2 separate regions of the Homo sapiens genome follow, and region 1 is linked to region 2. The links are chromatin loops, found by intact Hi-C in ENCODE. Cell type or tissue: dorsolateral prefrontal cortex. All regions are shown on one strand. Links, peaks and the distances in the headings refer to the core of each region. The heading gives the core; the rest is flanking DNA. Region 1 holds the start of SYT9 (synaptotagmin 9). Region 2 overlaps PPFIBP2 (PPFIB scaffold protein 2).

Region 1 (10,210 bases), core at 1,215-9,214, 410 kb before region 2:
CATATACTGGGTGGCTTAAACAATAGAAATTTATTTTCTCACAGTCAGAAGTCTGGGAAGTCCAAGCTCAAGGTTGCAGCCAATTCCATTTCTAGTGAGGGCTTTCTTCCTGGCTTGCAGAGAGCTGCCTTCTCACTGTGTCCTCACATGGCAGAGAGAAAGCAAACTCTTTGATGACTCTTTTTAAAAATTATTTTTTATTTCTATAGGTTATTGGGGAACAGGTGGTGTTTGGTTACATGATTAAATTCTTTAGAGATGATTTGTGAGATATTGGTGCATCCATCACCCAAGCACTATACGCTGCACCCTATTTGAAGTCTTTTATCTCCTGCCCCCTTCCCACCCTTTCCCCTGAGTCCCCAAAGTCCATTGTGTCATTCTTATGTCTTTGCATCCTCACAGCTTAGCTCTGCTTGTGAGTGAGAACATAAGATGTTTGGTTTTCCATTCCTGAGTTACTCCACTTAGAATAATAGCCTCCAGTCTCATCCAGGTCACTATGAATGCCGTTAATTCATTCCTTTTTATGGCTGAGTAGTATTCCATCATATATATATACATATATATATACACACACATATATATACACATATATACATATATACACACATATATACATATATATACACGTATACATGTATATACACATATATACACATATACATATATATGTGTATATATACGTATATATACATATATACGTGTATATATACGTGTATATATACGTGATATATATATATACATATGTATATATACGTATATATGTGTGTATATATATATATATATCACAGTTTCTTTATCCACTCATTGATTGATGGACATTTGGGTCGGTTCTGTGTTTTTGCAATTGTGAATTGTGCTGCTATATACATACATGTGCAAGTATCTTTTTCGTATAATGACCTCTTTTGCTCTGGGTAGATACCCAGTAGTGGGACAGCTGCATCAAATGGTAGTTCTACTTTTAGTTCTTTAAGGCATCTCCACACTGTTTTCCATAGTGGTTGTACCAGTTTACATTCCCATCAGCAATGTAGAATTGTTCCTTGTTCACTGCATCCACACCAACATCTACTGTTTTTTGATTTTTTGATTATGGTCATTCTTGCAGGAGTAAGGTGGTATCGCATTGTGCTTTTGATTTCAATTTCCCTGTTCATTAGTATGTTGACCATTTTTTCATGTTTGTTGGCCATTTGTATATCTTCTTTTGAGAATTGTCTATCCATGTCCTTATCCCACTTTTTGATGGGATTGTTTGTTTTTTTCGTGTTGATTTGTTTGAGTTCGTTGTAGATTCTGGATATTAGTCCTTTGTCAGATGTATAGATTGTGAAGATTTTTCTCCCACTCTGTGAGTTGTCTGTTTACTCTGCTGTTTTTTTTTTCCTGTGCAAAAGCTCTTTAGTTTAATTAAGTCCCAGAAATGTATCTATCTTTGTTTTTATTGCATTTGTTTTTGGGTTCTTGGTCACGAAATCCTTGCCTAAGCCAATGTCTAGAAGAGTTTTTACAATGTTATCTTCCAGAATTTTTATAGTTTCAGCTCTTAGATTTAAGTCCTTAATCCATCTTGAGTTGATTTTTGTATAAGGTGAGAGATGAGGATCCAGTTTCATTCTCCTACATGTGGCTAGCCAATTATTGCAGCACCATTTGTTGAAAAGGGTGTCCTTTCCAAATAAAATACTTAGGAATATACCTAAACAAGGAGGTGAAAGACCTCTACAAGGAAGACTGCAAAACACTGCTGAAAGAGATCAGAGATGACACAAACAAATGGAAACATGTCCCATGCTCACAGATGGATAGAATTAATATTGTGAAAATGACTATACTGCCAAAAGCAATCTACAAATTCAACACAATTCCCATCAAAATACCACCATCATTCTTCATAAAATTACAAAAAACAATTCTAAAATTCATATGGAACCAAAAAAGAGCCCACATAGCCAAAGCAAGACTAAGCAAAAAGAGCAAATCTGGAGGCATCACATTACCTGATTTCAAACTATACTATAAGACCATAGTCACCAAAACAGCATGGTAGTTGTATAAAAATAGGTATACAGACCAATGGAACAGAATAGAGAACCCAGAAATAAACCCAAATACTTACAGCCAGCTGGTTTGATGATTCTTATAAGGAAACTAATCCTATTGGATCAGGGCTCTACCTTTATGACCTCATTTACTCTTAATTAAGTCCTATCTCCAAATACAGTGACATCGGGAATTAGGGCTTCAACATAAGAATTTACAGTTCACTCTATAGCAGTATCTCACTTCCCTTCTGTATGATATTCTTTCTCCACATTGTTTCTCATTCTTCTGGACCCCTCTCCAGCAAGATATCCTGTAAAAGTTGCAAGATCTTTTCAAGTCTAGACTCAGCTCAGAATTTCACTTCTACACATTCTGTTGAATAAAGTGAGTCACAAGGCAGGCCCAAATTCAAGCAGAGGGGAACAGACTTGACTTCTTGATGGGAAGAGTGGTAAAATCACACTCCAAAAGGACACATGGAATTGGAGGGATAGCTATGGCTGTCTTTGGAAACAGTCTACCAATTTGTCCTTGAACAAATTGTTTAACCACCTGATTTTACTTTCTTTGCCTGTAAAATAGGAAATATAGCATCAACCACTTTGGGATGTTGTAAGTAATAGATTAAGAAAGTGTGTTTAGCACCTCGTACATTGTAGTAGAAACATAACAGAAACAGCAAAAACACATATTGGTTGAGCCCATACTATGTGGCAGCACTATTACAAGCACTTAAATATATTGCTTTATGTAATCTTTGTAACAGCCCAAAGATACACGTTATCTTTGAGATAAGATGAGAAACCCTAGGCACAAAAATGTTAACTTGCACAAGGTTGGTTGCATAGTAACTAGTCTGTCTAAATCTTGAATGTCTTACTGTCTACTTTATCCAAAGGACACTTTTTAGTTTTTTCTCTTTAAACTATATTTGAAAGTTTACAGTTGATGTTGCTCGCTCCTCTACCAAACACTCCTCCTCCCGTGATCCCTATGACTCCCCTCTGTACAATCTTTCCTCCTGTTCTCATTGCTACCTTCCAATCTCCTCTTTCATTTCTTCAACTCTTCTTTCTTGAAGGAACCATCCCATGTGGCAACTCAGTTTCTACCTTTCCAATGATGATTGCCAGTCTTCACTCTCTCCTAAACTCTAGGCTTGCATTTCTAAGTGTTATTAGGGTGTGAGCACATATGACCCAGGTAACGTTTTGAAACGTTTGTGCCTTTCACTTCTTTCTTATTCCATTGGTTGCAATCTTGTCACTTAATACTTGAAATGTTTTTCAAATTTGGATGTTTCTAGCAATCAGCTAATGCCTTTGGCCTGGTTTAGGCCTTCATCATCTCTTGCCTGGTTTATCAAAGTCATTTTTTAACTGAACTTGTTGCTTTCAGTTCCTCTCTGACATGATGGCATTAGGGTAATATTTCCATGTGCTTCAACACACATACCTTCTCACCATTACTATATGTCCCCCCCGCCACCCCCCCCCAGCATCACACTATCTCTGGTGTCACCTTCTCTGTTCATGGCCTTTTTCTTCTTCTCTAGGGGTTCCCCCCTTTGAAGAAACAGCATCTGCTCAACCTCCCCTACAGGCTCCCTTAAAGCTGGTTTCTCCTCCCTCTGTTTGTCTCTTTGCAACTCTCTGGAGGCATCTTTACCTTTACAACTTTGCATTTTCTCTGCTATTCCCATGTAAGTTCCCTGAAACCCTAGTACCATTCACAGCAGGATTTCAAAGGTTGCCTGTTGCGTGAGCATTCTATAGGATCCCAAATTATCTTTCTGTGCAAATATGAATTGTTGTGATATGTCCGTAGAGACGGCACAACCTCATGGCTAAGAATGATAGTTACCAGTTCTAGAGATCCTACTCTAATTGCTCTAGAGTGGGGGCCTGAACACCAGTATTACAAAAAAGACAAAAGAAAAAGAAGGAAAAAAGAAAAAAGAAAGAGAGAAAATCAAAGCTACCTTCATCATGTATGAATTTGAGCAAGTAACACCTTTGTGAGTCCCCAGGCCCCAGTTTCTCATTGGTAAAATGAGGATAACAATTACACAGACCTTGTTGGGCTATGTACAGAATTAAATGAGATTATGTACCTAAAAGGCTTGTGGCACAGTGACACACACACACACACACACACACACACACACACCCAGAGTACTTCGTGGTTATTTCTAGGCTTTACTGCTTGAAAGGCTGAAAAGATGGGTGGATGAGAGGTGCCCTGAGGTTCCTTCCAACTCTCCAAGATTCTGTGATACTCCTCCTTGGGTGCTGAAGACACTTTGGCAATGTTTGGATTTCCAAACGGTTGCTTAGAAAACTAAGGGACCCACGAAGCCCAGGTAAGCCTCAGGGTCTTTCCCAGGAATCGTTTATTTATTTGATCTTAGTTCTGACCTAGAGCCTCCACCTTCTCCATCCAAATCACCACAGTGGTCGAAAAGGGCCTGTGCTTGGGAAATCCTTCCTTTGTTGGCGAATCTTGGACCCAAACCCTGCATTTGGGCATCTGACACCCATAGGCCCATGGTTCAAACCCAGGCGGCTCTTTCCAAGTTCGAAGCAGGGACTCGGTTCTGCGCATCTGGCGGGTGTGCCCAGATTGTAACCTTCGCACTAGGCATCCAAGAACGTGCTTTGGACACACTCGGCGGTGGGAGCGGGTGCTTGGTTTGCATCAGGGATGAGGGGTGGAGTAGCGAAAGCGCCCGGAGCGCGCACTCACTCACACTCCCCAAGCCAGGGCGCGGCCGCTCTGGGCGCGAGGTCCCAAGCCAAGTCTCGCGCTCGGCCAGGAGCCGGGGAGTACCCCAGGTCCCCGGTCTGGGGCCGCCGCTATCCTACCCTGCGGCGCGCACTCCTGACCTGGCCCCGCCCCCCGGCGGCCGCGAGTAGCGGGCGGAGCGCAAGCAGAGAGGCGCTCTGGGCTGTGCGGCACCGCCTCTCCTCGGTGTCTGGGGAGGGACGGAGGGACCGGGCGGGAGAGAGAGAAAGCCTGACCGACCGGCTGGCGAAGAGCTGCATGCAACCGGTGGGAGGCCGGGCCGGCTGGGTCTGGGGCTCGGGCTCAGGCTCGCACCGTTTCTCGGCAGGTCCCTGGCGGTGAGCGCGGACGGCCCGGAGGCGGCGGCTCTGAGCTGGCAGGCGGAGGGCTGTCTCCTGCGCCCGCCTGCCCGGCGCGGTCCGAGGATGCGGGGGGGCGATGCCCGGGGCCAGGGACGCGCTCTGTCACCAGGCGCTGCAGCTGCTGGCCGAGCTCTGTGCCCGTGGGGCCCTGGAGCACGACAGCTGCCAGGATTTCATTTACCACCTGCGGGACCGTGCCAGACCCCGGCTCCGCGACCCAGGTGAGTGCCGCCACCGCCGCCTGGAGGGACCTAAGGGCCCTGGGCTGGGACTTGGGGCCGCACCGGGGCCTGAGGCAGAACAGCGACGCGGACTGGGAGAGGGCGGGGGGCGGCCACCGAGCCAGGAGAGTGATCAAGAACCAGCGCACTGTGGCCTGATGCTGTAACCAGGCGGGGACCCGGGCGGTGGCTACTGCACGGAGGCCGACTCCGGGTCGGCTAGGGCAGGGTTGGAGGGACCACGCCCGCCACCTGCGCTCCCATCGCCAAGGCTCCTGGGGGCGGCTCCCTAGCTCCGAGCTACGCTCTCCACTTCCCGGGCTATCTGCACTCAGAGCGAGGGGAGGCCGCGGCGGCCTCGGAGCCGTGGGAAGGGGGACGAGGCCGAAGGAAACTCTGGGAAGTTGGGAGTTGGGGACGGCCCCGGGTTGGGGCCGAATCCCACCGGGTGCTGCTCATCCTTTCTCCCAAGCGTCTAGTTCCTTTCCTTGGTATGGGGTGAGAAGGGCGGGACGCGATCCGGCGTTGGGCCGGGGACAGGGTGCTTCTGGCCTTGGGCAGACGGGCCTGAACCCGTTCCCGGCGGGTCGCACGGCATGGAGGTGGCCTGGGCCTGGGCGCTAGGCTCGACCAGCGACTACCGCCGGCCACGATGGGGTTCGTAGACTCGTCGGTCCTGGCTTGTGCACCTGTAGTTACTCCTAGTGAAAGTTGCAAAGCTCTTAACTTTGGAAAGTTCATTTATTTTGGCATTTGACCAATTAAGGTTGGAGGAGGGAGTTTTAGTGGAGCCATTTGCTTTTCCTGAGGTCCCTGGGTCTCCCAGGTCGTCTCATCCGTTACTGGCTACTGGAAAATGCATTCCTTCCAATGTTTGCTTGAGATGTTTCTCACCTGGAGAAATAGTTTTCTCGAATATTCTCCCAACCTAAGTACTTACCAAAACAGCATATTGTGGTTGGATTGTTAAAAATGGGATGAGAAAATGGCCTTTCTCTTGATATTGCTATGTATAAATATTGGAAATGAGCTATTGCCTTGCAAATTATGATGTACGAATTGAAAACAATTTATTATATAAAAATCCATTTATCCAAAAGATAAATTAAAGAATTATTTGATTTATAAAGAGTGTCACACTGAGCCAGACTTAAATAGCATATCCTTGATATATTCAAGATGGTCGTGTGGGGTGAAGTCATCTGCTAAAATTTTAAAGTTTATATCAGATTTTCCCTACCAGAGGCTTTTTTTTCCTATTGAAAAAGAAAAAAATATTGTTTTCCATTGCCGGTGGTTATATTAACTAAGTTTATTGAATGATCATTGATATATTACTTCAAAGTGGATAATTGGGTAGAGAAATACTGATCCCAGTGGTTTCCAGGGAGGTTTAATGTCCAGCCTATGTGCATCTCATTGCTGGATGTGATGTGCTGAATAAACCACAGTCCCTTATCTCACAAGCTGGAGTCCCAGGAAGATGTCTTAAGTCGGGGAAGTTCGTCCTTAAGCAGCAGAAGCAAGACAATTATTTTGCATGCTTTGCCCAAAGCAAGTATTAGTATTGAAACATCTCACTTCCTTGCCTGTGACCAGACCACGAGTTCTCCTTGTTATCCCACATAAGCAGTTGTCTTTGGCTTTACAAGAGAAGATGGATGAGGCCTATCTCTGAATCACATCTTTTTGGCCAGTTTTCTGCTTCTACTCCTTTTAATCCGGGAGCTGGATCCTGTGTTCTCAGATTCTCTTCAGCCCCTACACCAGGCAACCCCTGAGAAAGAGTCACTAAGTAGGCTTCTTACAAGAGGAAATCTGATTCCTTGGCGGAGGAATAGCTAGAGATAGGAGTCGACCTTGCTGCTCTGAGTTCCTGATAGCAGTGCTCTGCTTTCTTAAACTAGGACACAAGGGTTTTGAAGTAGCCCCATGCCCCTGTGGCTCTTTGGTTTTTGTTGGAAAGTAGCCAGCTCATGAGGACAGGGGTGGGGGTTTTCGAGTGCAAGGTGAGAGGAAATGAGGCCAAAGATTACATCCAAAGTGCACCCTCTCCTTCAGGACACTTCTCCCTTCATTTCCAAATCTCCCTTCATTTCCCTCCTTCCTTGCCTTGCCGACATTAATTCTTACATCAGATGCATTTGTCTTCATCCCTCTGAAGCAAGAGTGTCTTTAATCTCGGAACCCTAAAAGCTGAGTAGTAGAAAAGCTGCACCACACAACGCCGTGTGAATAATGTCCCTGCTGTTGATAGTGTGAACCAGAACAACCATGCACAGCAGCCCTGAGACATGGGTTCCTAGAGAGAGTCATCTCGGTAAATGGATGACTTCTTTTTCTGGAAAGGAATCCACCTGAATGCCATGTCCCAGCTTTCTCTGTTATTGTCCATTCACGGCCACCCTGTGATAGCTAGGTTTTCTCAAGCTGAACTAAGGACTTTGGTTATAAAAGGAGAAAAAAGATATAATTTCCTGTGGACAGCAAAGTGACCCTGCATCTAGGAAATTTACTCATTTTTTCAGAGGTGTGGAAAGACTAGGGCACAGACCAGCGGGCCTGAGCCATCAGAAAGGTTCTTTTTTGTCCAGGTAGTTATAGTGCCCTGTTGGGGGAGTACCGCACCCAGATTTCCCTGACTTGGTGTTCACAGAGGACTTGATGCAATTGTGGTTTAAAAAAATAAGCCTAAGTCACAGTTGGAACTGAAGTGCCTCACCCAGTCTGTCATCTGTACCAACTTGTGGAAAGGAAAGTGCTGAGTGTGAGCACTTTTGTCCATAGAAAGCAATTAGAATGCTCTGTTGGTTGCCTTTATGGTGTTTTATATGTTAATGATGTGGGACATAAACTTGCAGGCCTCAGAGACTAGCCTTTAAGGCAGAGGGAACAGCAAGCGCAAAGGCCCTGAAGTGGTAGCATTATTGATATGATTCTAGAAATGGTGACTTCAGAGGTGGCTGGAGAGGTGTGAAACAGATGGAGAGTGATAAGACGTGTATGGTCAAGAGTTAGAGAGGGTGGATCATGCAGAGTCTTGTAAACCATTATAAAGACTTTGGTTTTTACTCTGAATGAGATAGGAAGCCATTAGAAGGTGCTGAGCAGAGAAGTGACAACACTTTGACTGCTATGTTGAAGAGCAAAGGTGAAGTCAGAGAAACCACTTAGGAAGCTATTTCAGAAATCCAGACAGAGGTGATAGTGACTTCAACAGGGATAGTGGTAATGGAGGTGATGAGAAGTAATTGGATTATGAATGCAATTTGCAGGTACAGCCGCAAGTATTTATTGAAGGAAGAGATGTGAAAGGTGAGAGAAGGGCAATTAAGGATGCTTCAAAGGCTTTTTGACCTAAAAAATTCCATGTACAAGTAGAAGTCTTCAGGAAGAAGGTAGGGGTGAGGAGGGAAATCATGAGGTTTATTTTTTATTTTATTTTAACTTTTTGTAACACATTAAGTGTGTGATGCCTCTTTAGATAGCCAAGCTGTTTTACAGTTGAACAGTGACCTGAGGTATGACTATCCTCTTTAATGTCAATTGCTCTATGCTCGTATTTTTTAACTGGAGACTTCGCTGTCAAGAAGATTAATTGGTTATAGAACAGTATGTATTGTTAGAAGGTTTTCCTTGTAGGGAATTAAAAGGTCTCTTAAATTTCTACCCATGGATCTTGATTATACTTTTTTTGGTCAAAAAGCATTAGTCTTATCTCTCTTCTCCATCATACACCTTTGGCTATTAGGAGGTAAACTAGCCTAACTTATCTAGATCCACTCTTTCCAAGGAACAGAAAGGAGGATTGGATCATGTAATGACTAGGTCTTAAACATGTTTTTATCATTTTCTTTTTAAGTCTTTTCTTCTGTAGGGTGCCAACCATGTCTGTGCCAAGCACTTTATGTAGGTCATTTCACTAGTCCTCACAAGTCTTTTAAGCACTTATCTGTGTTCCAGCAGCAGCAGCAGCTGCTGGGAGCTTGTTAGAATTGGAGATCTCAGTTATGTCCCAGACCCACTGAATATGAATCTGTATATTAACAGGATCCTCAGGTGAGAGTTGTAGGCACATTAAAGTTCAAGAACCATGGCTAAAAGTGATTGATATATATGAGTAAACTGAAGTCCAGAGAAGTAAACTAGCCCAGGGCCATGGAGTCCATTTAAAAGAAGAATTGGGTCTAAGTGAAAGTAGCTTCTTAGGTAGTCACATCACATGTACTGAAAACTGAGGAGTTATTGTCAATGAAAATTTTCTAGGTGTTTTTCATAAGAGCCACCCTTAGACCTACTTTCTCTCTTCTGTACTTGTATGATGGATTTAATCCCTAAGTGTAGGTCACATTCTATGTAGTTGTAAAGATTCAGCTTAGTATTTTTGATTATGAATTCTGTTATCCAGGATACTGGTTTTCCATTCATGTTCCAACTCCATATTCTGGAGATTTTTCTGCATGTTCTCTGTGTCTGTACCCAATGTTTAGAAAAGGTTCAGCAGGTCAGAGTATGAAGCAGAGCCTTAAGACTCATGATTAGTGATTCTTCTCTCCATGTAAATATTACTCTATTCAAGAAAAGCTTTTTCTAGGTCATGGTTTTCAACTTTGGCTGCACATTAGGAATACTTAGGGAGCTGGAACAAACAAACAAAGAAAAAACAAACAACAGCAACAACAAAAACTACCAATGACTGGGCTGCACCCTAGACCAGTTTTAAATCACAGTCTCTGGGAAATGGGCCTGGTATCAGTATTTTTAAAGTTCATCTATTGATTCTAATGTGCA
Region 2 (10,046 bases), core at 1-8,000:
CTCAGCCCCCTTGATGCCCCTGAACTGGATGGGCTGGACCAGGTGGGACAGATTAGCTGATGCCCTTGTCACCTGCCCTCTGTGCACCCTGAGAGCTCACAGTAACACTGTGTGTGTCACCATATAACTGCACCTCACCCCCGCACGTGTGCATGACTCGCAGAGAATATTCCAGCAATTGTGTACCCCTGGGCCAGTCTCTTTGAACCCTGAGGGTGGCCAGGATCTGGAGCTGCATCTCTAAGGGGCCAGGCTTTGGGGACCATTGCCAAAGGTGGACTCAGGAGGAAAGACACTTAAAGACACTTTTACATGTCTAGTAATTCTTGATGTTCATCTTCAGCACCAGTGGAAACACATGAACTTCGATGCAGGTCCAGAGACCATGGACACTCCCACGAGGCTCAGCTCTCAGGCACCCCCTACACTTCAGTTGAGGGAAAAGCTCAAGTGCCTTAGGCCCGTGGACCACAGTCTTGGCTGAGATCAAAGGGATGAGCAACAGGGACTTCTGCCACAGTGACAATGGAATTGTGTTGTGCCTTACTTCAGAGGTGGTCTCTTCTTTCTTGTAATAAAAGCAATATTTATGCGGAAAGCAAGCAGCTCACCATATCTTTAACTTTGTTGGGGAAAAAGAGCTGAGGGTAGCTGGAAATGGAGTCCTACGGATTGCAGAGCTGAAGAGCCGGTGGCACTGAGCCTAGTCCTCAGCCAGGTGCATGCTCAGGATTCACCAGGGGGGTAGAGCAAGGCGGGACCCCCTCCCATAGCCTTCAGAGGAGGTCCGTGGCCGCACTGCTTCAGAATTTGCTTCCCTCTGTGAAGCCGAGGGGGCTTCAAGTCTCATGCACATCCTGACCATAGGGTCCATCTGTCGTGCAGACCTCAAAGCTGAGTGCTTTCAGTGGCATGAGCCCCCCCAGTGAAGGGGATGGTGGGGAGACAAGAAGGCACCTTGCTGGAAAGACTCTCTTTCATGTGTTTTGCTGGCTTCTCTATTACTGACTTAGCTAGGCTCATAACCATGGTGGGGGCTGGTCTGTCTGCTGGCAGAACTGAAAGAGATCTGTCCCCTTGATTTAGAGGCTGACTGACTGATAATGACTGATAATGGCTCCTCCAGATGGGCCTTGTCTGGCTGGGACTGAGGTAGAGATGTGCCTTGCCAGTCTGGACTCCTGGTCAGAAGACTCTAGTTTGCCCCCAGGCAGTGCTTGGCTCCCCTCAATCCCCTGGGCCTCATCGCAGAAGAGTAACACCACGTCACCGCTGTCTGATGGCCTGGGCACGGCCTGATGACTCCATTCCATTGTAGCACTCTGATTCTGTACCAGATGGAGGCTATGCTAAGATTTGCTTCTTAAACTACCAGCAGCCTCAGGCATGGTCTGTTGCCACAGGCCACTGCCTCCTGGGAGGTGAGAGATGTGGGGACAAGCTTGCCAGCTGGCAATGCTGCTGATAGATCCTGGTACCCAGGTCCACTGGATGACAAGTGCTCATTCAGGCTGATGCCTGGCCACTGGAGTTGTAGAGCCAGTCAGGGCAGGCTTTGTCCCTTGTTTCTTATGTTGCGGTACAGGGATCTCTGCATGTGCCTGTTTTCAAAACCTGCATGGAACTGTTGTGCCACTGATTCTCTGCACCCTCAAGTAAGTCCTGTTCCCTTTGTGGGCTTGTTTTCCTACCTATAAAACAAGGGAGGGGTTACACTTGGTGCCCTCCAAATTTACAGAGGATGTTTCCAAATCTACAGTGTCTAAGTAGGTTTAGGGAAGGAGGAAGAGACCAGCATTACCTGAGAAGGAGGGGCAGGAGGGAGGCTCTTGAGTAGTGAGGAAGGATGCCCACCTATGTCAGGGCATTGGTGTCTGAGCTCCTGTTGCCTGGTAGCAGGAGTCTAGCATCCTGAAGGCCTTCATTCCTACTGCTCTCTGCTCCTGGAAATAGCTGGAACATTGAACACGTGCAGAAGGGCTGCTTCTGACAAGCTTGTGTCTTGCCTCTGTGTACCCTGAATGCCAGTTCCCAGTGGGGCCCCAGGAGAGGTATGCATGCAGTGTGGGACATTGATGCCTTTCCCCAGGAAACAGGAGCAGCATGTGCTCCACCCACCTGTCACTCCTCAGGGCCTGGCCCACTCCTTGCCTGTCCCTCCAGAGAAGCATGCCCTGGAGAAGCCAGGCTTGAGCACGACAGGACTTGCATGCCATCTCTCTGAATCACAAGCTGCATCCATGTGTGCTGACCAGGCTGCTGCCCATTTTACAGATGGCACCTTCGGAAGGTACCGTGACGCAGATAGGGCTCCTCTCCCAAGACATTCACCGCCTTACGGTAGGACTCTGACCCTCTCCCCACAGTCAGACTGGTGCCAGGGAGGCCCAGTGAGTTTGGTGTGGTGTGGTGTGGTATGCACAAGGCCTGGGGGACGGCGAAGAATGGTGCTTAGTGCTGGGGTCACAGCCTGAGCCTGAGCCAGCCACGAGGCAGAAAGCAGCCCAGGGGCCTTCTCTGTTGGCCTGTTACTGGACCTTGAGCCCCTAAGGGCAGTGGGGAGGCTCATCGGCTGTTAGCCAAAGCCAGCTAAAGCACACTAGATCTCAGGTCCTCTTCCCAGGCTTAGAGATGAGGAAACCAAGATGCTCAGCAACTCTAGATCACCTGTCTCATCAGCCTAGAGCCCAGGCTGCATCCTGTCCTAGTGGACACTTCCACCCTCTGCCCAGAGACATATGCATTTCCTATCGTGCCTCTGACTTTGTGGGTATCACAGAGTGTTGACAGGCTTGTGAGCACATCCTGGCACGCCCGAAAGGACAAACCATATCATGGGGAAGCAGTTTGGCCTCGAAAAGCAGCTTTGGAGTGAGGCTGAAGTCCCTGCTCTGACTTCACTAGCTCTGTGACCTTGGATGTCATTCTCTCCTGAGCTTTGGCTTAGTTATCTGTAAAGCAGGGCTAATGACATCCTCCTTGCCAGGCTTATAGGCAGACTAGAGCTGGCAGGAAAAGGCCAGCCACAGAGCACAGGATTTGTTTTTGAGGATCCATCACTCCCAAGGCCTTTTAGTTCTTGGACATTCCATCACTGAGCCTATTGGCTATAGTGTCTGTCCCCATCGAGGCCCCTGTCCCTGTACTTTGCTTGCTTGTCTAGCAAGGCCCATTGGGATGACAGGACAAGGACAGGGACACACGACTCTCCTTGTTTTCAAGGACAAAACAGGAAAGTCTCCCTGACTCCAAACAGGATCAGTTTTACTCAACGTTTTTATTTATTGGCCCACCCATGAAAGGAATCTGCCCACACTTGCCCTTATGATCTAGGCCTTTGGTGGCCTGAAAATAGAAAATTTATTTCTAAGATGAACAATTTATTTTTATCTTAATAGTGTTGTTTATTCTGACCCAATACTCAGGGTTTCTTGGGACACTATAAACTTATAGTGCACCTGTGTCAGATGCAGCCCTCACCCAGTGCCCTCTAGTTCCGGTGCAGCTGCCGCAGGGCAGCCTGGACCAAAACTCTATTAAACTGACCCTTCGGCTGTGTCCTTTTCAGACAATGCTGAGCCAGGACCAGCTGCTGAATGACTCTCGCCTGCCTGCCCCCAACTCTGATGACTGGAGATGACTTTCTTCGTGGCTGAGAGCGTAGGGAGGCATGTGTGGGGGCCCCGGAGCCTTTGCTTCTGTGGGGAGCGGGCACACAGCCCCCTCTGCAAGCCCAGTCCGGGCTGGCAGGGTGTCTCAGACAGGCTGCTGACAGGCATGAAGCAGAGCTGTGGGACAGGTGTCCAGGGGTGGCCCCAGGGTCCATGTGTGTCTTCAACCATGCTGCGCTCTTCACCGCAGGCTTCATACCTTTTGTACTTTTATACGTGGACTGCAGACCACTTTGTGGGAGGGCAGTGACATATCAGCACACAGACTCGATGGCTCGTGATATTCCTGGTGACAGCCTGGAGGCTCTCACACTCGAGGGGAAGAGCTGTTAGTTCATAAAACCTGCTGGAAAAAAAGTTCCGAAAAACTGTTTTGAATGTTCTGTAGAGACTGTGTTTTGTGAAATGGTCACCAGGAGGTCCCTCCGGGGCTGCTTCACAGAACGTGCTTTTTCCATTCTTGGGACTGTGGCTGGGCAAGGCAGGTGTTTAGGGTATGAGCGGGTAAAGCAACGAGGCTCCTTACCCACAGCACTGCCTGACTCTATCTCCCGTCATCTGCAAGGGGTATCTGTGCGACTCCCAGCTTGGAGCAGAGGCGTCCCCAACACGTGCACACCCTGCCTTCTGCCTCCACCCAAGCTGACACACAGCCTCCTCCCAGGCCTTGCCCTTGGAGCAGCTCAGGCGTAATGTCTGATTAAATAGCTCCCCCAAGTGGAAGGCCCTTGAGCACCTCAAGCTCCGTGTTTCCACCCCAACTCACCAACTTCCCAAACATGTCTGTTTCCTCTCCACTCTTTAGTCCTTCCTCCCTCCAGGCGTCTGCTCAGGCCCTTCCCTCACTAGGGAATGCATTTTTCTCCTAGTCCCCTTCATGAGGGAAAATCCTGTCTCTCAAGGCACGGCAAAGAGACCATCTCTCAGGAAGCCTTCCCGCATGATCCAGTTACAGGTAGCTCTCCCACAGTGCCGTGTCTGCCCTTGAGCCAGAGCACAGCTCACCTTGAAGTTTCTTGTCGTCTTACCATACCCGTCCTCACCACAAACTTGGAGCACCTGCTCTGCACTGGCTCCTGTAGACAGTCCTCCAGTTGCCAAGGAGATCTGTGCTCCTAAGTTCCTCATCCACCCACTCCTTCGCATGTGTGTGTTAAGAACCTTCCATGCCAGGGCTAGAGATACAGGCATGAATGCCAAGGTCCCTGCCTAAAGGTGCTTACAGTGTAGTGGAGTACAGACCAGTTTCAAACAAGACTCTGCCAAAGGTTACAGATGCTCCAATATTAGTTTCTGCAGCCTAAAAGAGCATGTTGTCATTTTTTTTTTATTATACTTTAAGTTTTAGGGTACATGTGCACATTGTGCAGGTTAGTTACATATGTATACATGTGCCATGCTGGTGCACTGCACCCACTAACTCGTCATCTAGCATTAGGTATATCTCCAGGTGCTATCCCTCCCCCCTCCCCCCACCCCACAACAGTCCCCAGAGTGTGATATTCCCCTTCCTGTGTCCATGTGATCTCATTGTTCAATTCCCACCTATGAGTGAGAATATGCGGTGTTTGGTTTTTTGTTCTTGCGATAGTTTACTGAGAATGATGATTTCCAATTTCATCCATGTCCCTACAAAGGACATGAACTCATCATTTTTTATGGCTGCATAGTATTCCATGGTGTATATGTGCCACATTTTCTTAATCCAGTCTATCATTGATGGACATTTGGGTTGGTTCCAAGTCTTTGCTATTGTGAATAATGCTGCAATAAACATACGTGTGCATGTGTCTTTATAGCAGCATGATTTATAGTCCTTTGGGTATATACCCAGTAATGGGATGGCTGGGTCAAATGGTATTTCCAGTTCTAGATCCCTGAGGAATCGCCACACTGACTTCCACAATGGTTGAACTAGTTTACAGTCCCACCAACAGTGTAAAAGTGTTCCTATTTCTCCACATCCTCTCCAGCACCTGTTGTTTCCTGACTTTTTAATGATTGCCATTCTAACTGGTGTGAGATGGTATCTCATTGTGGTTTTGATTTGCATTTCTCTGATGGCCAGTGATGATGAGCATTTTTTCATGTGTTTTTTGGCTGCATAAATGTCTTCTTTTGAGAAGTGTCTGTTCATGTCCTTTGCCCACTTTTTGATGGGGTTGTTTTTTTCTTGTAAATTTGTTGGAGTTCATTGTAGATTCTGGATATTAGCCCTTTGTCAGATGAGTAGGTTGCGAAAATTTTCTCCCATTTTGTAGGTTGCCTGTTCACTCTGATGGTAGTTTCCTTTTGCTGTGCAGAAGCTCTTTAGTTTAATTAGATCCCATTTGTCAATTTTGTCTTTTGTTGCCATTGCTTTTGGTGTTTTAGACATGAAGTCCTTGCCCATGCCTATGTCCTGAATGGTAATGCCTAGGTTTTCTTCTAGGGTTTTTATGGTTTTAGGTCTAACCTTTAAGTCTTTAATCCATCTTGAATTGATTTTTGTATAAGGTGTAAGGAAGGGATCCAGTTTCAGCTTTCTACATATGGCTAGCCAGTTTTCCCAGCACCATTTATTAAATAGGGAATCCTTTCCCCATTGCTTGTTTTTCTCAGGTTTGTCAAAGATCAGATAGTTGTAGATATGTGGCGTTATTTCTGAGGGCTCTGTTGTTCTGTTCCATTGATCTATATCTCTGTTTTGGTACCAGTACCATGCTGTTTTGGTTACTGTAGCCTTGTAGTATAGTTTGAAGTCAGGTAGTGTGATGCCTCCAGCTTTGTTCTTTTGGCTTAGGATTGACTTGGCAATGTGGGCTCTTTTTTGGTTCCATATGAACTTTAAAGTAGTTTTTTCCAATTCTGTGAAGAAAGGCATTGGTAGCTTGATGGGGATGGCATTGAATCTGTAAATTACCTTGGGCAGTATGGCCATTTTGACGATATTGATTCTTCCTACCCATGAGCATGGAATGTTCTTCCATTTGTTTGTATCCTCTTTTATTTCCTTGAGCAGTGGTTTGTAGTTCTCCTTGAAGAGGTCCTTCACATCCCTTGTAAGTTGGATTCCTAGGTATTTTATTCTCTTTGAAGCAATTGTGAATGGGAATTCACTCATGATTTGGCTCTCTGTTTGTCTGTTGTTGGTATATAAGAATGCTTGTGATTTTTGTACATTGATTTTGTATCCTGAGACTTTGCTGAAGTTGCTTATCAGCTGAAGGAGATTTTGGGCTGAGACAATGGGGTTTTCTAGATATACAATCATGTCATCTGCAAACAGGGACAATTTGACTTCCTCTTTTCCTAATTGAATACCTTTTATTTCCTTCTCCTGCCTAATTGCCCTGGCCAGAACTTCCAACACTGTGTTGAATAGGAGTGGTGAGAGAGGGCATCCCTGTCTTGTGCCCGTTTTCAAAGGGAATGCTTCCAGTTTTTGCCCATTCAGTATGATATTGGCTGTGGGTTTGTCATAGATAGCTCTTATTATTTTGAAATACGTCCCATCAATACCTAATTTATTGAGAGTTTTTAGCATGAAGGGTTGTTGAATTTTGTCAAAGGCTTTTTCTGCATCTATTGAGATAATCGTGGTTTTTGTCCTTGGCTCTGTTTATATGCTGGATTACATTTATTGATTTGCGTCTATTAAACCAGCCTTGCATCCCAGGGATGAAGCCCACTTGATCATGGTGAATAAGCTTTTTGATGTGCTGCTGGATTCGTTTTGCCAGTATTTTATTGAGGATTTTTGCATCAATGTTCATCAAGGATATTGGTCTAAAATTCTCTTTTTTTGTTGTGTCTCTGCCAGGTTTTGGTATCAGAATGATGCTGGCCTCATAAAATGAGTTAGGGAGGATTCCCTCTTTTTCTATTGATTGGAATAGTTTCAGAAGGAATGGTACCAGTTCCTCCTTGTACCTCTGGTAGAATTCGGCTGTGAATCCATCTGGTCCTGGACTCTTTTTGGTTGGTAAGCTATTGATTATTGCCACAATTTCAGATCCTGTTATTGGTGCATTCAGAGATTCAACTTCTTCCTGGTTTAGTGTTGGGAGAGTGTATGTGTCGAGGAATTTATCCATTTCTTCTAGATTTTCTAGTTTATTTGCGTAGAGGTGTTTGTAGTATGCTCTGATGGTAGTTTGTATTTCTGTGGGATCGGTGGTGATATCCCCTGTATCATTTTTTATTGTGTCTATTTGATTCTTCTCTCTTTTTTTCTTTATTAGTTTTGCTAGCAGTCTATCAATTTTGTTAATCCTTTCAAAAAACCAGCTCCTGGATTCATTAATTTTTTGAAGGGTTTTTTGTGTCTCTATTTCCTTCAGTTCTGCTCTGATTTTAGTTATTTCTTGCCTTCTGCTAGCTTTTGAATATGTTTGCTCTTGCTTTTCTAGTTCTTTTAATTGTGATGTCAGGGTGTCAATTTTGGATCTTTCCTGCTTTCTCTTGTGGGCATTTAGTGCTATAAATTTCCCTCTACACACTGCTTTGAATGTGTCCCAGAGATTCTGGTATGTTGTGTCTCTGTTCTCGTTGGTTTCAAAGAACATCTTTATTTCTGCCTTCATTTCGTTATGTTCCAAGTAGTCATTCAGGAGCAGGTTGTTCAGTTTCCATGCAGTCGGGTGGTTTTGAGTGAGATTCTTAATCCTGAGTTCTAGTTTGATTGCACTGTGGTCTGAGAGATAGTTTGTTATAATTTCTGTTCTTTTACATTTGCTGAGGAGAGCTTTACTTCCAACTATGTGGTCAATTTTGGAATAGGTGTGGTGTGGTGCTGAAAAATATGTATATTCTCTTGATTTGGGGTGGAGAGTTCTGTAGATGTCTATTAGGTCCACTTGGTGCAGAGCTGAGTTCAATTCCTGCGTATCCTTTGTTGACTTTGTCTCGTTTATCTGTCTAATGTTGACAGTGGGGTGTTAAAGTCTCCCATTATTAATGCGTGGGAGTCTAAGTCTCTTTGTAGGTCACTCAGGACTTGCTTTATGAATCTGGGTGCTCCTGTATTGGGTGCATATATATTTAGGATAGTTAGCTCCTCTTGTTGAATTGATCCCTTTACCATTATGTAATGGCCTTCTTTGTCTCTTTTGATCTTTGTTGGTTTAAAGTCTGTTTTATCAGAGACTAGGGTTGCAACCCCTGCCTTTTTTTGTTTTCCATTTGCTTGGTAGATCTTCCTCCATCCTTTTATTTTGAGCCTATGTGTGTCTCTGCACGTGAGATGGGTTTCCTGAATACAGCACACTGATGGGTCTTGACTCTTTATCCAGTTTGCCAGTCTGTGTCTTTTAATTGGAGCATTTAGTCCATTTACATTTAAAGTTAATATTGTTATGTGTGAATTTGATCCTGTCATTATGATGTTAGCTGGTTATTTTGCTCGTTAGTTGATGCAGTTTCTTCCTAGTCTTGATGGTCTTTACATTGTGGCATGATTTTGCAGCGACTGGTACCGGTTGTTCCTTTCCATGTTTAGCACTTCCTTCAGGAGCTCTTTTAGGGCAGGCCTAGTGGTGACAAAATCTCTCAGCATTTGCTTGTCTGTAAAGTGTTTTATTTCTCCTTCACTTATGAAGCTTAGTTTGGCTGGATGTGAAATTCTGGGTTGAAAATTCTTTTCTTTAAGAATGTTGAATATTGGCCCCCACTCTCTTCTGGCTTGTAGGGTTTCTGCTGAGAGATCCGCTGTTAGTCTGATGGGCTTCCCTTTGAGGGTAACCCGACCTTTCTCTCTGGCTGCCCTTAACATTTTTTCCTTCGTTTCAACTTTGGTGAATCTGACAATTATGTGTCTTGGAGTTGCTCTTCTCGAGGAGTATCTTTCTGGCGTTCTCTGTATTTCCTGAATCTGAACGTTGGCCTGCCTTGCTAGATTGGGGAAGTTCTCCTGGATAATATCCTGCAGAGTGTTCTCCAACTTGGTTCCATTCTCCCCATCACATTCAGGTCCACCAATCAGACATAGATTTGGTCTTTTCACATAGTCCCATATTTCTTGGAGGCTTTGTTCATTTCTTTTTATTCTTTTTTCTCTAAACTTCCCTTCTCGCTTCATTTCTTTTATTTCATCTTCCATCACTGATACCCTTTCTTCCAGTTGATCGCATCGGCTCCTGAGGCTTCTGCATTCTTCACGTAGTTCTCAAGCCTTGGTTTTCAGCTCCATCAGCTCCTTTAAGCACTTCTCTGTATTGGTTATTCTAGTTATACATTCTTCTAAATTTTTTTCAAAGTTTTCAACTTCTTTGCCTTTGGTTTGAATGTCCTCCCGTAGCTCAGAGTAATTTGATCGTCTGAAGCCTTCTTCTCTCAGCTCGTCAAAGTCATTCTCCATCCAGCTTTGTTCTGTTGTTGGTGAGGAGCTGCATTCCT

What was found. Hi-C counts contacts between places; a loop is a spot of excess contacts. Peaks named below come from ENCODE experiments on the same cell type or tissue, not always from the same donor. Only the 100,000 strongest peaks of a DNase experiment are listed, where the experiment ranks them.
Region 1: a loop joins it to region 2, with 2.3 times the contacts of the local background. A loop is called at or near these places in 2 of 110 quality-filtered maps.

What each region holds. Positions count from the first base shown.
Region 1 is chr11:7,246,913-7,257,122 of GRCh38, forward strand. It overlaps SYT9 (synaptotagmin 9), which reads left to right and starts at 4,992. Exons shown (of 7, transcript NM_175733.4): 1 at 4,992-5,419. The coding sequence starts at 5,275. RefSeq lists a silencer at 4,885-5,024. In dorsolateral prefrontal cortex, for the core only: CTCF peaks have their summits at 5,080 and 5,280; DNase peaks (open chromatin) are centred at 5,139 and 5,959; H3K4me3 peaks cover 2,261 bases; H3K27ac peaks cover 1,884 bases; H3K27me3 peaks cover 1,050 bases.
Region 2 is chr11:7,653,159-7,663,204 of GRCh38, forward strand. It overlaps PPFIBP2 (PPFIB scaffold protein 2), which reads left to right. Exons shown (of 24, transcript NM_003621.5): 24 at 1-598. The coding sequence ends at 60. Among named protein-coding and RNA genes, the nearest start is that of CYB5R2, 15 kb to the right of the region's middle. In dorsolateral prefrontal cortex, for the core only: CTCF peaks have their summits at 4,393 (motif pointing left) and 4,594; DNase peaks (open chromatin) are centred at 3,850 and 4,333; H3K27ac peaks cover 4,999 bases.